Regions from separate parts of the Homo sapiens genome. Here region 2 is linked to region 1. Evidence: chromatin contacts called from ENCODE Hi-C data. All regions are on one chromosome and are shown on one strand. The core of a region is the stretch at or near the end of the contact, and the rest is flanking DNA. Distances in the headings are between cores, read along the strand shown. Region 1 has its middle 170 kb from the start of HAO1. Region 2 overlaps PLCB1 (phospholipase C beta 1).

Region 1 (6,552 bases), core at 2,235-4,734:
CCCTGTTAGTGTCTTACATTCAACTTTAGGCCAACTGGCTCTGCCTGGGGGTAGTGTAATATAACTGAAAGTCTATTGTAGAATTCCATGACTAAAAACAAGTGAAGAAAATATTCCCTAGGAGATGTTATTCACAGAAAAGAGGATGCTTCCTTGGCAGAAAAAAAAAAATAGATGACAAATTCATAGTATTTGAACAAATAACCCCAAGCCAAGTGAAAGTTTATTATATGCAATTCATATTCAAAAGTCCTTGATTAGGTTTTATGTCAGTGTGTTTCTCAATATTGTTCATGGATAATCTACATAATAATCACAGGAAAACATAATGGACCTAAGTTTGAGAATCTCCACTTTAAATTTTCTGATGCAAAAGTATTTTGTGAGATCAAAAGGAGAAAAACAAGAAATTCTGCTATCTGATGATGACATCAGCATGAAACGATCCCTTTGTTCTTCACATAAAGGACATGCAACTGTGCTTTTACATTTTCTGGTGGCTTATTTGCAATATTTGAAGTAAAATGGCTCTAATTATGTTTTCCTTTTTCTTTTCCCCTTTTAAACCTCCCTTTTCTCACAACTCACTGCACATTTATTGACTAAGACTTTCTTTCCTACTCTCCTCTATTCCTACGGATGCATTTTCAGTTTACTCTCCAACTACTTTCCATTTTCCATTTGCATTATTAAAATACAATCTACAATTCTGTATCTGAAACCCGTGGGCCCAGATGTATTTTAGAATTTTTTTTGTCCTTGAGAAATATCCCATGTATTAGTGAGGTCTGAGTCAAGGCAATACAATACTCCATATTCAAACACATTAATATTTCTGCAGTGAAACTAAGTGGGATAAATATTACAAAAAACAAACAAACATAAACCTTGTCAGTGAAGGTCAGCTTTTGCCATGAATAAGTTACCGAAACCTTGAGGTTTCAAACTGTTGATACTTGTGAATTGCAGATAAGAGATTGCCTCAATAACTAGCCTTATTTCTTGCCCTCAATATAACTTTCTGTTTCAAAGAATATTTCAAAGATGCGCATTTATTTATGAATAAATGGACATGAAGGGAAATATCATGATGGACAAAACAAAGAATGGGTACAGAGAAAGAAGGCCATCAGTCTGCAGGCTGAGTAAAATTTACTAAGTATCACTCTTTAATTTGGAGTGTTGTTATGATATGGAGGAACTGCTGACAACTTATTTCAGTCTCAGGTGTTTAAATACCCTACATATATTTGGGGGGCAAGTTGTTGAGATATTTTCCTTAAAAATCTTATACCATCTCTATTGGTGATGGTGAATTTTCTTGCATATTCTCAATACTCTGTGTATTGGCTATCTCTCTATTTCTTATCATTCTCTCCATTACCTATCTGTCTTCAATCTTATCACATCCTGTGTTAGTTGTATTTATTACCTGTGTTAGTTGTATTATTATTGCTGTGTAACAAATAACAAAAACACCTCAGTGTCATATGACAATTTGGGTTTATTGCTCACATGTCTGGAGTCATCTGGGAGTTGGCCGGGTGACTCTGCTGAACTATGCTTAACTTACATGTCTGGGCTTGCCTGGTTGTTGGCTGATCTAGACTCTTGGCTCAGGCAACTGTGCAGCTGGAGCAGCTTGGCTCTACTTCCTATGTATTCATTCTCCAACATGCTATCTCAAGCATTTTCTCATGGCAATGGCGGAGGCATAGTAAAGCAAGCCCCAGTGAACAAGCCCATTTCTAGATTCTGCTTGTGTCACACCTGCTAACACTCCATTGGCCTAAGCAAGTCATATGATTGAGCCGAAGTGAAGGGACAAATCACCCCATCCCCAGGTCGGTGGCCCAGAAATGTTACATGGCAAAGGATGTGGATACAGAGAGAAATGAAGAATTGTAAGAATCCTCACAGTCTTCAACTCTTCTCTCCTCTGGACTTCCTTGCTTAACCTCTGATACAGTTTGATATGGTCACAATTTATTTCTTTCTGTTTACAGTTCACTCCATGCAACCTCTGTCCTGGCAATCTTGAATTATTTCCCGCTCCTATATACACACCATGATTGTCTATGCTGTTCCCTTTGCTTATGGTGTTTTCTCCTCTCCCAATTTAATCCTTCAAAGTCTGGCTGAAATAATAAAGTGTACATGAATCTTTCCCCGTGTATGATAACTCTTTGTATGCAATGCCCTGTACTAACCAACAAACTGAAGGTAGGGTCAGTGCCTGCTTCATCTCAGTATTACCCACTATGCCTTGAACAAATAGGGTCATGAAAAGAGCATGGCTCACTTCATAAATAGAAGGCCCTACCAAAAGTTTATCATAGAGGAAAAGATTAGTAAAAATGTAAACTGTATGGAAAAATTTTCACTTCTTTTATGAGTTTAAAAAAAAGAAGAAAATCAGCAGAAGAGAATATATTTTACTGTTTAGTTAGGGCTTAGATCATAGCCCACATGGCATTGGGCATAAGGGTGGGAATATCATATTTTGTGAAGCCACTACAACTTGTATTCAAATTCTGAAATGATTTCACTTGATTATTTGTATAAACTGAGGTAGGTTATGGATGTTCTAAGGACTTATTTTTTCTTTTCATACATTTATTGTGAGAATTAAATGGGACTTTTAATTATGTCCCATTATATTATTTATAACTAAAATGTACATATATAAATTATGTAGGGCAACTGACATTATAGGCATTGAGAAATGTCAATTTTCATTTCCTTCTATTCGTTCGAAAGAAAGGAAGTTAAATAACACGATCAAGTAATAATTTAATCTTTTCTTTAGCAATTTCACACACTCAGTGTAACACACATTTACATTAATTTCCTATTCTTTACCAGCTCTCTGGAGAGTCCTGTGGCACACATACAGGGAAGAGTGAGGCACCTCAACCTCTGCACACCAATGATTTGTGACAATGGTGGTCAGCTCCTGTAACATCCTCTGTCTCAAGTATCTGTCTCATAGTCCAGATGGTTGGCAAAACATAATCTGAAAACCTACGAAGTTGCTTTTTATATCTGGAGATGGGCTGATGTTTGATGTCCTGATCTAGTACATCAAAATCTTGTGGAGAAACCACGAGTCTGTCTCTTGTCTGCATAGAATTCAAGTGGACTGCCCTTGGGCCAAAATGATTTTGCAGCTTCAGAAGCAAAAAAAGAAGAAAACTGACAGTGGCTCCAAAGTGACCCTAAACCCACTCTGTACCTTGTTCTGACATTGCTCAGCTACCCAGAGGTTTGATTTTAGTCTTCTAGGCCTCAAAACAACCCTCTAATGGCCCTATGAAAGTGATTTATGTGCAGTACAGGAATAACACAATACCAGTTCTGTGGCCAAAGAGAAGTGAATTGTTAACCTTGGTGCTTTGGGTTTTGGTTTGTCAATTACGTAGAGAAGCTCCCGACAGTATAGTTGTTGGTCAGAAATGAAACACCTGGCAATCTGCCACATCCTGTGGAGTTGAGATCTTGCTTTTGATTTGAAAAGCAGCATCATATTTGTATTTCCACTTAAGTGACTTTCAGCTGCTTTTGAATCACCTGAAGTTGAATGAAAGTATATTTTACCAGGTGTTTTCTAAGCAAGATTGCTTAGAAATCTGCCAGAGTTACTGGGAACTGATTTGTTCATATGTGTAATCATGAATGGGCTCACCAATTTCTAAAAACAAATGATAAAAATAGAAAGACATAATAAGTCTACAGTAAACTAATTCTTTATACTTTTTCATGAGAACAGGTTAAATCTATACTTAGGATGGGAAAAAGCAAAGACGTATTCATTTTATTAAGCCATACCAAACAATGAAAAACCAGGAAGGAAGTAGTTATTATTATAAGAGAGCTCTACTGTCTGTTAAAATACAAATAAGAAGAAGCACTTTTGTGTGTGTGTGTGTGTGTGTGTGTGTGTGCGATCCTGCATATGGCAGCTTGATAAAGTAAAAGACATTGATAGTAGGCTTAGCTCATGATTCTCTGAGATAGAGATTAGCATAGAGAATCTAATTAATTAGAAATGCTCTTATGATGAACATTTGTGGAAATGAGGGAGAAAGAGCAGAACTGGATAGAGGGATGATACAGTTTGAATGTTTGTCCTCTCTGAAACTCATGTTGAAACTTAATCCCTAATGTGGCAGTATTAAAAGATGGGACTTTTGAGAGGTGATTGGATCATAAAGGCTCTGTCTTTTTCATGAATAAATTAATTCATTCATCAACTAATGGGATTAATAGGTAATGAGTTATCATGGGAGTTGGCCTGGTGGCTTTATAAGAAGAAGAAAAGAGAGCTCAGCTAGTACATTTAGCTCCCTCACAATGTGATGCCCTTTGCCACCTGAAGACTCTGCAAGCATTCTCGCCAGCAAGAAGATCCTCACCATATGTGACTCCTTGACCTTGGACTTCTCAGCCTCCATAACTGTAAGAAATAAATTTATTTCCTTTATAAATTACCTAGTTTCAGGTATTCTGTTGTAAGCAACAGAAAATAGACTAAGACAAGGGAGATTGCAGTTCCAGTGAAGCAGTAGGGGGTTGGGGCTAGAATGGCCCCTTGGAGTTGGCCCAGCTATATCTCTTTGTGATCAGTCATTGGATGTAGGCTGCACTGGAAAGAGTCATGATCTAGGACAAGCCTGGTTTTTCAGCTAAAGCAGTCTCCCCGAGGAGGACTGGCAGTAGAAGTCGTCTTCTAGCAGCATTACCCAGCAAATGAAGGGATAAGCCTTTCAGTCCTAAAGGGGGTTTTAGATATCACAGGGCCCAACACACTACTTCACCAGTTTATTTTTTTTCTTACAACTCAAGTTTCTAGTCCATAAGAATTACTTTTGTCACCTCCTGTCCCCAAGCACCAAGCAATAATCAAAAGTGCCAGATTCATGGATAAGTTTGCTCTTTTTATTTTTACAAAATGATATTGATTCAAGCCTATCACTTTATATTAATTGAGTATTTATGTGCTCATTGAATTCAGCAAATACGCAAAGCATTGCGAACATTTTGGTGAACAAAACAAAGTCCCTGTCCTCCTGGAGCTTATGGCCAACCCTCCCCATTATTGACACCAACTTATGAAGTGTGTCTTCTGTAGAATAGCTTGTGATTTTGGATTATGGCAGAATAAAAAGAGGGCCTCTGAAAAACAACACTGTTTTTCAATTTTCCATCATCAGACTAATAATCGTGGGCATGAACATACTTATGATTTACAATAAAAACATAAATCCAATTATACAGTTTTAAATTAAATTTGAAGGCTAACATGTAGCCCATGACTGTCTACTTTTATTGCATATTCATTTCCTGTTTTGCAGGTATTAGTTTGAAAAAATACTTTGAAGGAGTAGGAATTTATCCATGAAGTGAAAAGAGACTAAAGTAACTAATTCAAATGAGGAAGTTTTTTTTATTAGTGAATTATGCCATTCTCACATTCTTCAAACTTAAATGTTTAACCGCTCTAGCTAAATTGATCTCATTCTATTGTAATTTTGACGTGAATAAGTGAAGAGTAGAATGGAAATTATAGGTCAGAAATTATCTCCTCTAAGTAGCATGATTCTTAGTTGCTGTTCTGTCATTGTACCCATGTTGTGGCTCAAGGGTTTATTTAATAACTGCTCGATAATGACAAATGAGAAGGACATTATAATAGATGTATTTAATGCCAGTAGAGAAGTCTGTTTTCATGAGCACCCTTTTGGTTACTAGTGTTATATAACAAACTGTCTCCAAACTTACTGACTTATAGCAACAACTGCTTATTGCTCATGATTTTGTTGGTCAGAAAACCAGACTGGATTCAGCAAGGGAAGTTTATTTCTGCTCAAGAATATATGGGGATGACATGACAACTGGGGACTGGAATATTCTGGAGGCATCTTTGTTCCAATGTCTGGCACATGGTCTGGTATGACTCTTGGATCACTGATCGGAGTGCCTGTCGGTGGCTTTTCCACATAGCTTGGTTTCCTCAGACATGGTAGCAATAGGGTAATTGACCCTCTAATGAGATAGTTTAGGACTCTAAGCATGAGTGTTCTAGTGGATATGAGGCCTTTCATATTCTAGCCTTACAGTAAAACACCTCATCCCTCAATTTATCAGTCGAAGCATTCACGAGCCTGCCCAGATGCAAGGACAAGGATGTAAACTGTGTCTCTTCATGGGAGCAGTCCTGATATCAAAAAATTTGTCCCCATGTTAAAAAAAAATTTCTGCAGGTATTGTAAATCCGAAATAGAGAGCTGTAGAAAAAAATATTCTGCATCATGTAAACCATAAGGAGCATGATATTGAGGAGAAAGCGAATAATGCAATTTATCTCTTTACACTCATGACAACCCTGTGCAGTAAATCTCACCATCCTTATTTTGCAGTTGTGCCAAGTGAAGCCAAGTAAAGATGAGGGACATAAGCAAACTCTTGCTGCTCATCTTCTTAGAGAAAGTTGGAATTTTGGTTTCTGATGCTGAATCTCTTGCTTTTTCCACTCCTGCATTCTGATCTAAT
Region 2 (6,552 bases), core at 2,758-5,257, 440 kb before region 1:
GCCCACCTGTCTTAGTCCATGTTGTGGTTGCTATAATAAAATACCACAGACTAGGTAATTTATAATAAACAGAGTTTTGTTTCTTATAGTTCTGGAGGCTGGGAAGTCCAAGATCAAGTGCCTGCATCTGGCAAGGGGCTGCTTGATGCATTATCCCATGATGGAAGGTGGAAGGGCAAAAGAGTGAAACTGGGAGCAAGAACAAGAGAGTAAAGGAGCCAGACTCATCCTTTTAATCAGGAACCCACTTCCGCAATAACTATCCCACTCCTGCAATAATGACATTGATTCATTCATAAGGGCAGAGCATGCATGACCTAATCACCTCTGAAAAGCCATTGTTGCACTGGGAATTAAATTTCCAATGCACATAAACTTTGGAGGACATACTGAAACCATAGCACCATTCCTTTACAACTTTCCTCAAGATCTTCAGCTCTATGCATCATCCTACTGGAAAAATCACACTGCATTTCATACTTTGGTAAGAAGTCCAAGGTCATTGATATCACAGTCTCACAAATTCCTTCCTATCACTTTCATCAGATTATTGAACAGCTACACCTTTCTCTCCACCTGGAAGCCTCTGTGCTGCTCTTCCTCTGTCCTCCCTCCTTCCATCCTCAGGGAGAGATGGGGTACTCCATCTCATCTCTTTTCTTTCTTCTTCATTCAGTCCCTTGGTTTCTTCTTGAGTTTTCTTCTCTGTGAAGTTATCAATCAGCAGATCTTGGCCTTCAACTCTACCATTTCCTGAGGCTCTGACCCCATGGTTTCACTGCACTTATTGCAGAGATCACCTAGGGTTAGAGATCCACTAGCCCTAGAATCTTCATATTTAATGGGGTCTTTACTCAGAACTGTAACACACTTTGGCTTCTGCGTGAAGGTTTCAGATGCTTTTACAAAGGAGATGTGAATAAGGAATAACTGGGGAAATGTCACCTTCAGTAAAGTGGGTTTAAAACAAGGTTTAGGAGAGGTGGACAAAGGCTTCATCACAGTACCCACTCACAGTCAGACTGAAATCATATAGAGAAGGTGAGTGACAAAGCACCTCAGTGGTGAGCCACGCACAAGAGGACACATTTGGGAGAATGTCCCTGGTAAGGGGGAGAATAGGAGGTATCTGCCACTAGTTGTGGCATGTCAAAGAAGTGGGTTGACACCACTATTTTGGTTTTGGTTTGCCCAGGGTTCTGAATGCTCTATAATGAATAGACTTAGAGCTCCATGTACTTGAGTTTCTATATAGGCACCGCAGATGTCAAATATTTTTATGTTCATCTATAGCAAGAGAAATACTCTGAATTTCTCCCTCTTATGCTATATCATTTTTGTGTACTCTTATAAGATATCTTTAAATATGAGGATTTGTGGGGCCTTTTCTCTGACCTTTTTGAGGGGAAGGATCTTCTACTTCCCAGGAAACTACCTTTGGTTGAGTGGACACCATGAGTCACGATCAGGTTTCTATTTCTACTCAACCATACCCACTTTCTATCTTTACTTAGAATCGTATTTTTAAACTCAAATTCATCTCTGAACTCTGCCTCTGTTTTAGAAGTCCTCTTTAAACTGTGGAGACCAAAACAGAACACAACACATTCTACTTTAGCTTTGTGGAAGAGAATTACAGAATTCCAGCATGGTTTCAGATTGAGGTTTGTTTCTAGCTTCAGGAGTGAATATTGCAGCCTTGTACTCAGTCTGAGATCCACAATGACCATAGCATTTGAGCTATGTTTTCCCTATCCTAAAATTTTATATTGCCCAATAGCTTTGCTAAATTCATTCTGTGAATAGAAGTCCATGCACAAAGTATGATGGGTGCTTTCAATTATAAAGACTCCCTAAGTAAAAAACATACAGTTTACATAAAACTTTGCCAAGGACTCCCAAATATGGCAGTTCTTCAACTGTGAGAGCCTTCCAATTTTTCTGAACTCATGTCCCCATGTCCTATAATCATATAAAATGTCAAAAGGATCCTAAAATATCAGCTAATTTTAACAAACTCCTCAACATCATATAAATAGGCTTTTTAAATGAAAAGCATAAAAAGAAAGAAAGCGCAAAACTGAATTACTGAATGATGTGGGTATCATCAAATTAGGGTATCATCCAATTAACTCTGCATAAAGTAGATTTCTCTCTTACGATGTGTGTACTGCTCCCTGCTGTGAATTAAATATATATATAAATATATATACATACATATAAAACTTAAATTATGGCAGATTGTCTAATATTTAGCCCTACTTCAGCACTTTTCAAAGATCTCTAAGGCTGCCTTCTGAGGCTGATTTACTTGTGCAAGTTTTGGATCTGAGCCCAGAACACTTGGTCTGTATAACCAAAACAATACTGATGGTCACGGAGCACCTGATGAACACAAATTTGTCAAGACGTACAAAAACTCTAAATGTTCACAACCTAGCCTTAGCCTCAAACTAGGACTGTTGTGAGAGAATTCCAAACAAATTGCATACTCTCTGGCTGTCGTGCTCCAAGAGGGACGGGGGCTGCGAAATGTCAGCTATTTGAAGGGAAAAAACTGGCCCCCACCACCTTCCAAAAACATACTATGGCTTCTGATTGGCTGCAATTCAAAGCTGTCCTCTGGCTTGCGAGGCGACATGATGTTGCCGTCTCTAATCCCTCAACAGACTACAAAGATGCTCCCCAAGCATCCTAGCTTCAAAGCCTTCCAAGAATCTGTTTGAACTTTTTTTTTTCTCTGTTAGCTACTTAAGTTTTCAGGTTTTTACGGCCTTTTGAGATTAACAAATCGATTCCGAAATTTAAGAAGCAGATACATCTGAGTGGGTGCTTATGGGTTGGCTTTTATTTATAGTGTGGTGGAAGGTGGGAGGAGAAAGGTCTGATGGGAGCTTTCAGAAGGTCAAGAGATCAGAACAACAAAATAATCTTCTCAGTGGCCTCAAATTCACATGGTAAACACACAGCTTCTGCATTCAGCCTGTCTATGTAAATCAGACTCTGTCCTGAAAAAGTAGCTGTGGAGCTGAGAAGGAAAAGGACTTTTTCAGCCAGTAGCACACAAAGGAATTAGATGGTGGGAAACCTATTTCAGCAATAACTGCACCATTTTCCATTTAGTTTGGACTTTTGTCTGTCTTGCCCTCCACAGCCACACCTCAAGCAAGAAAGTGCAAACAGTCCCCGCAAATAACTTCAGGAGTAGCACTTAGATCCTTTTTATATTTGAGAGTGAAAAAAGAAGGCAAAATAGCACACACCCCCAAAACTATCATCCCAAACTCCACGATTCCTTATGGGCAACTCGCAGGCCACATCAGAGGATATTATCACATGAAAAAAGAATGAGGTGACATTAGGTCTTGAAATAAAAGACATTAGTTCTAAATGGAGGAAAAGCAAGTCTGCAAAATGCAGTAGTAGGCATAGTTCAGTAGCCTTTTAATGAATGAAGACACAGGGTATTGGGCTGTTCTTGCATTGCTATGAAGAAATACCTGAGACAGGGTAATTTATAAAGAAAATGTTTAATTGGCTCTGCAGCCGGTACAGAAAGCATAACACAGATGTCTGCTTCTGAGGAGGCCTCAGGAAGGTTACAATCATGGCAGAAGGCAAAGGGGGAGGAGGGGTCTCGCATGGTGGGAGCAGGAGCAAAAGAGAAAGAGCCAGGCGCCACACTTTTAAATAGGCAGATCTCCTGAGAAGTCAATCACTGTCGTGAGGACAGCACTAAGAGGATGGCGCTAAACCATTCATGAGAAATCCGCTTCCATGATCCCATCACCTTCCACCAGGCCCCACCTCCAATACTGGGGATTACAGTTCAACAGGAGATTTGTGCAGCGACACAGATCCAAACTATGTTACATAGCTACTTTCATCAGCATATATATAATACCCATTTCAGTTGTGGTTTGTAAATCAGTCCCAAAGCTGGAAGCTTACGTGTAAGACTGCTCTTTACCTCAACCTCCTTTGTTTCGCTTTTGCTTTTTAGTCACCTTAATCAGGAGGGTTTGTAAACACATTTTCTATTGTCCCTGCTTTGGTCTAATATTTAAGGATTAAAGTATAACAGAACTGCTAGTTGTGACACTAAATTAGACTAGGACTCTCTGCCCTGTCGGAAAATGACGTTATTTGTATTTCCTTGCTAAATGCTGGAAAGTAACCGCATTACTGGGGAGAACTTCCTCCAAAAGAATCATGAACAATCTGCTTACATGCTTACAATCTGCTTACAAGTCATACAAGATAAGCAAGATCTAATTTTTAAATTCTAAGCATTCTTTTTATATTTCATGACAATTTGTGATAATGCAAACTTAATCATGTTACTCTTATGAAGACACACACACACACACCACCACCACCACCACCATTTCCCTTATTTCCACCTTGCTTAAATTCTTCATTGGCTTCTTATTGCATTTCAGATGTAACAAAAAATGCACAACAGAGCAAGCTTTATTCTGACCCCTGTTCTGGCTTTACCTTTGACCAAACTTCACCTTGTGTTCTGGGCTCAGCCACTGGGCCTTATAACTTCAACAACTCTAACTTGCTCTGCTACCTCCTGCTGCAGGGCCTTTGTATGTCTCTGATTTCAAAGCTCTTCCTCCCAGCCCACTTCCTACCCCCATTACTTTGGATAATTAGTTCTTACTCACCTTTGGAGCTAAGATCACTTCCCAGTGAGCTTTTCCCTGAAGACCCTGGTCACTGCCAGCCACCATCAGACTGAATCATGTCCTTCTGTATTCACCCTTCGCATTTTGGAAAAGCACAGGCATTCCTGCCATTATCTAATGGACATTTTTTTCTTGATCCACTAGACCTTAAGCTTCACAAAAGCAACTATGAAACATAATGCTCTTGTTTACCACTTTAGCCTTCAGGGTAACACCAGGCCCCCAAAATTCTTGGATGAATTAGTGAACACACTTTTTGTCACCATCAAGCTTTGAGACAATAGAGTTGTGAAGACTCAGAAGGAAACATGGTGTGCAATCTCAAAGGTACCTGAAGAGGCTTGAATGAAGTGGCCATTCACAAAGACAGGAGTGGAGGAAGAGAACTCAGGAAGGAAGAAACTTTGTTTTCCTTCATACAGATTTGCAAAGAAAAAAAAAATCTACAATGTCAACTTTTGATATAGCTTTCATGGTAACGAAGGTGAAAATTTAAATGTTCACATACTTTGATTCTGCATTTTCACATGTAAATTCTAAAATATGTAGTAGAATGTTCTTTGGGAGTCTCTGCATGTGGAGTGCAACTGGAACTTCAAAGTGCTCTAAATGTCCTTCGAGAGGCAAATAAATAATGGCATACTCATGCAAGGGTATATCATTCAGCCATCAGCAGTGAACAATGCTTTTGGCCAAGGTCTGAAGTTGTAGAGATGTTTCATCTTTTGCGTTTTGTATGCCTACGTGGCTTGTGTTTTCTCTAATTTTATATTGCTTTTAAAATTATAAATCTCAGTAACAATTAAGAAGAATCACTATGACTAAACCATTTCATTTTATAAATGGTAACAAAGTGACTCAGAGACATGTTTACTTGAAAAAGGTCACAGAGCAGAAAGAGGAAGTCTCCTGTCAGAATCTTACTCCAGGGCTCTTTTCACCCACCGTATTTTCTTGATGTCAATTGTATTTAGAATAAAATGCATACAAAATGGTTAGATAGTAATTCTGGAAAAAATTGAACAATTACTATGATGAGCTAAAAATTCAAATGCTGTTCTAGACTTAGGAAATTGAGTTCTCATGTATTTATGCTGAAGAAGTTTTGATTTGCTTGAAAATAAAGCAAAACAAAAATCAGGCTTTTCTAATGTACCACTAATGAATCACCCTTGTGACAATTCTTGAATTTTACTGCAATAAAAATCATAGAAACTAGGAACATCTATCACAAGAAGTAAAATACAAATATACAAATATAAATACAGTTCAGTAAATATAAATATATTGGAGAAGTTCCTTGTCCCTGGGTGGGCTGGAATGAAGTTCACTGACGTCGGAGCATAATTACTAAAAATAATTCAAACATCAATTAATATTCAAAACAATGACATTCATATTTCAGCTACTTTCAGTTGCTAATAAAAGAAATTAAAAGGCTTATAATATGAAAAGGATATTAATAGCTTAATGAAGATTGACCTAGAAAGCAGATTTTTATTTTAACCCAGGAAAGATTTATAGATAATGAACTGCTTTTAATGATTTATTTTAGGAAAACTGATACACTGGGAGATTTTGCAATCTGTTCCAATCATAATTCACAAAAGAACTGCAATAGATGTTAAGAGAAATTGAAATGAATACATCTTCTGCTCTAAAACACAAAACTAAGTAAAATTTAAGGAATCTCGGCAACTCAAAACAACACAGTCTATATGTTCCTATCTTACTTCATCATCAATATCCATCATTCTGCATCCTCTCCTTTCTCTGAAGATTTATATAGACCAATCTATATCCCTACAACTTCATTTGAATGTAATTATATGTAGAGAACCTAAAAGTCCAAATT

What was found. Hi-C counts contacts between places; a loop is a spot of excess contacts on that map. Pooled maps may share reads with other maps.
Region 2: a loop to region 1 is called in a map with no recorded cell type, with 18 times the contacts of the local background. The contact joins two enhancer-like sites. A Hi-C loop is called at or near these places in 4 of 37 single-sample maps with no recorded cell type and 3 of 50 pooled maps.

What each region holds. Positions count from the first base shown.
Region 1 is chr20:7,767,608-7,774,159 of GRCh38, reverse strand. No RefSeq gene overlaps it. Among named protein-coding and RNA genes, the nearest start is that of HAO1, 170 kb to the left of the region's middle. Within about 2 kb of position 3,484, at least 2 of the 41 ENCODE cell types and tissues checked have a DNase peak (open chromatin) inside an H3K27ac peak, as active enhancers do.
Region 2 is chr20:8,211,511-8,218,062 of GRCh38, reverse strand. All of the region lies in intron 2 of PLCB1 (phospholipase C beta 1), which reads right to left. Among named protein-coding and RNA genes, the nearest start is that of PLCB1-IT1, 34 kb to the left of the region's middle. RefSeq lists an enhancer at 4,024-4,073. Within about 2 kb of position 4,007, at least 5 of the 41 ENCODE cell types and tissues checked have a DNase peak (open chromatin) inside an H3K27ac peak, as active enhancers do.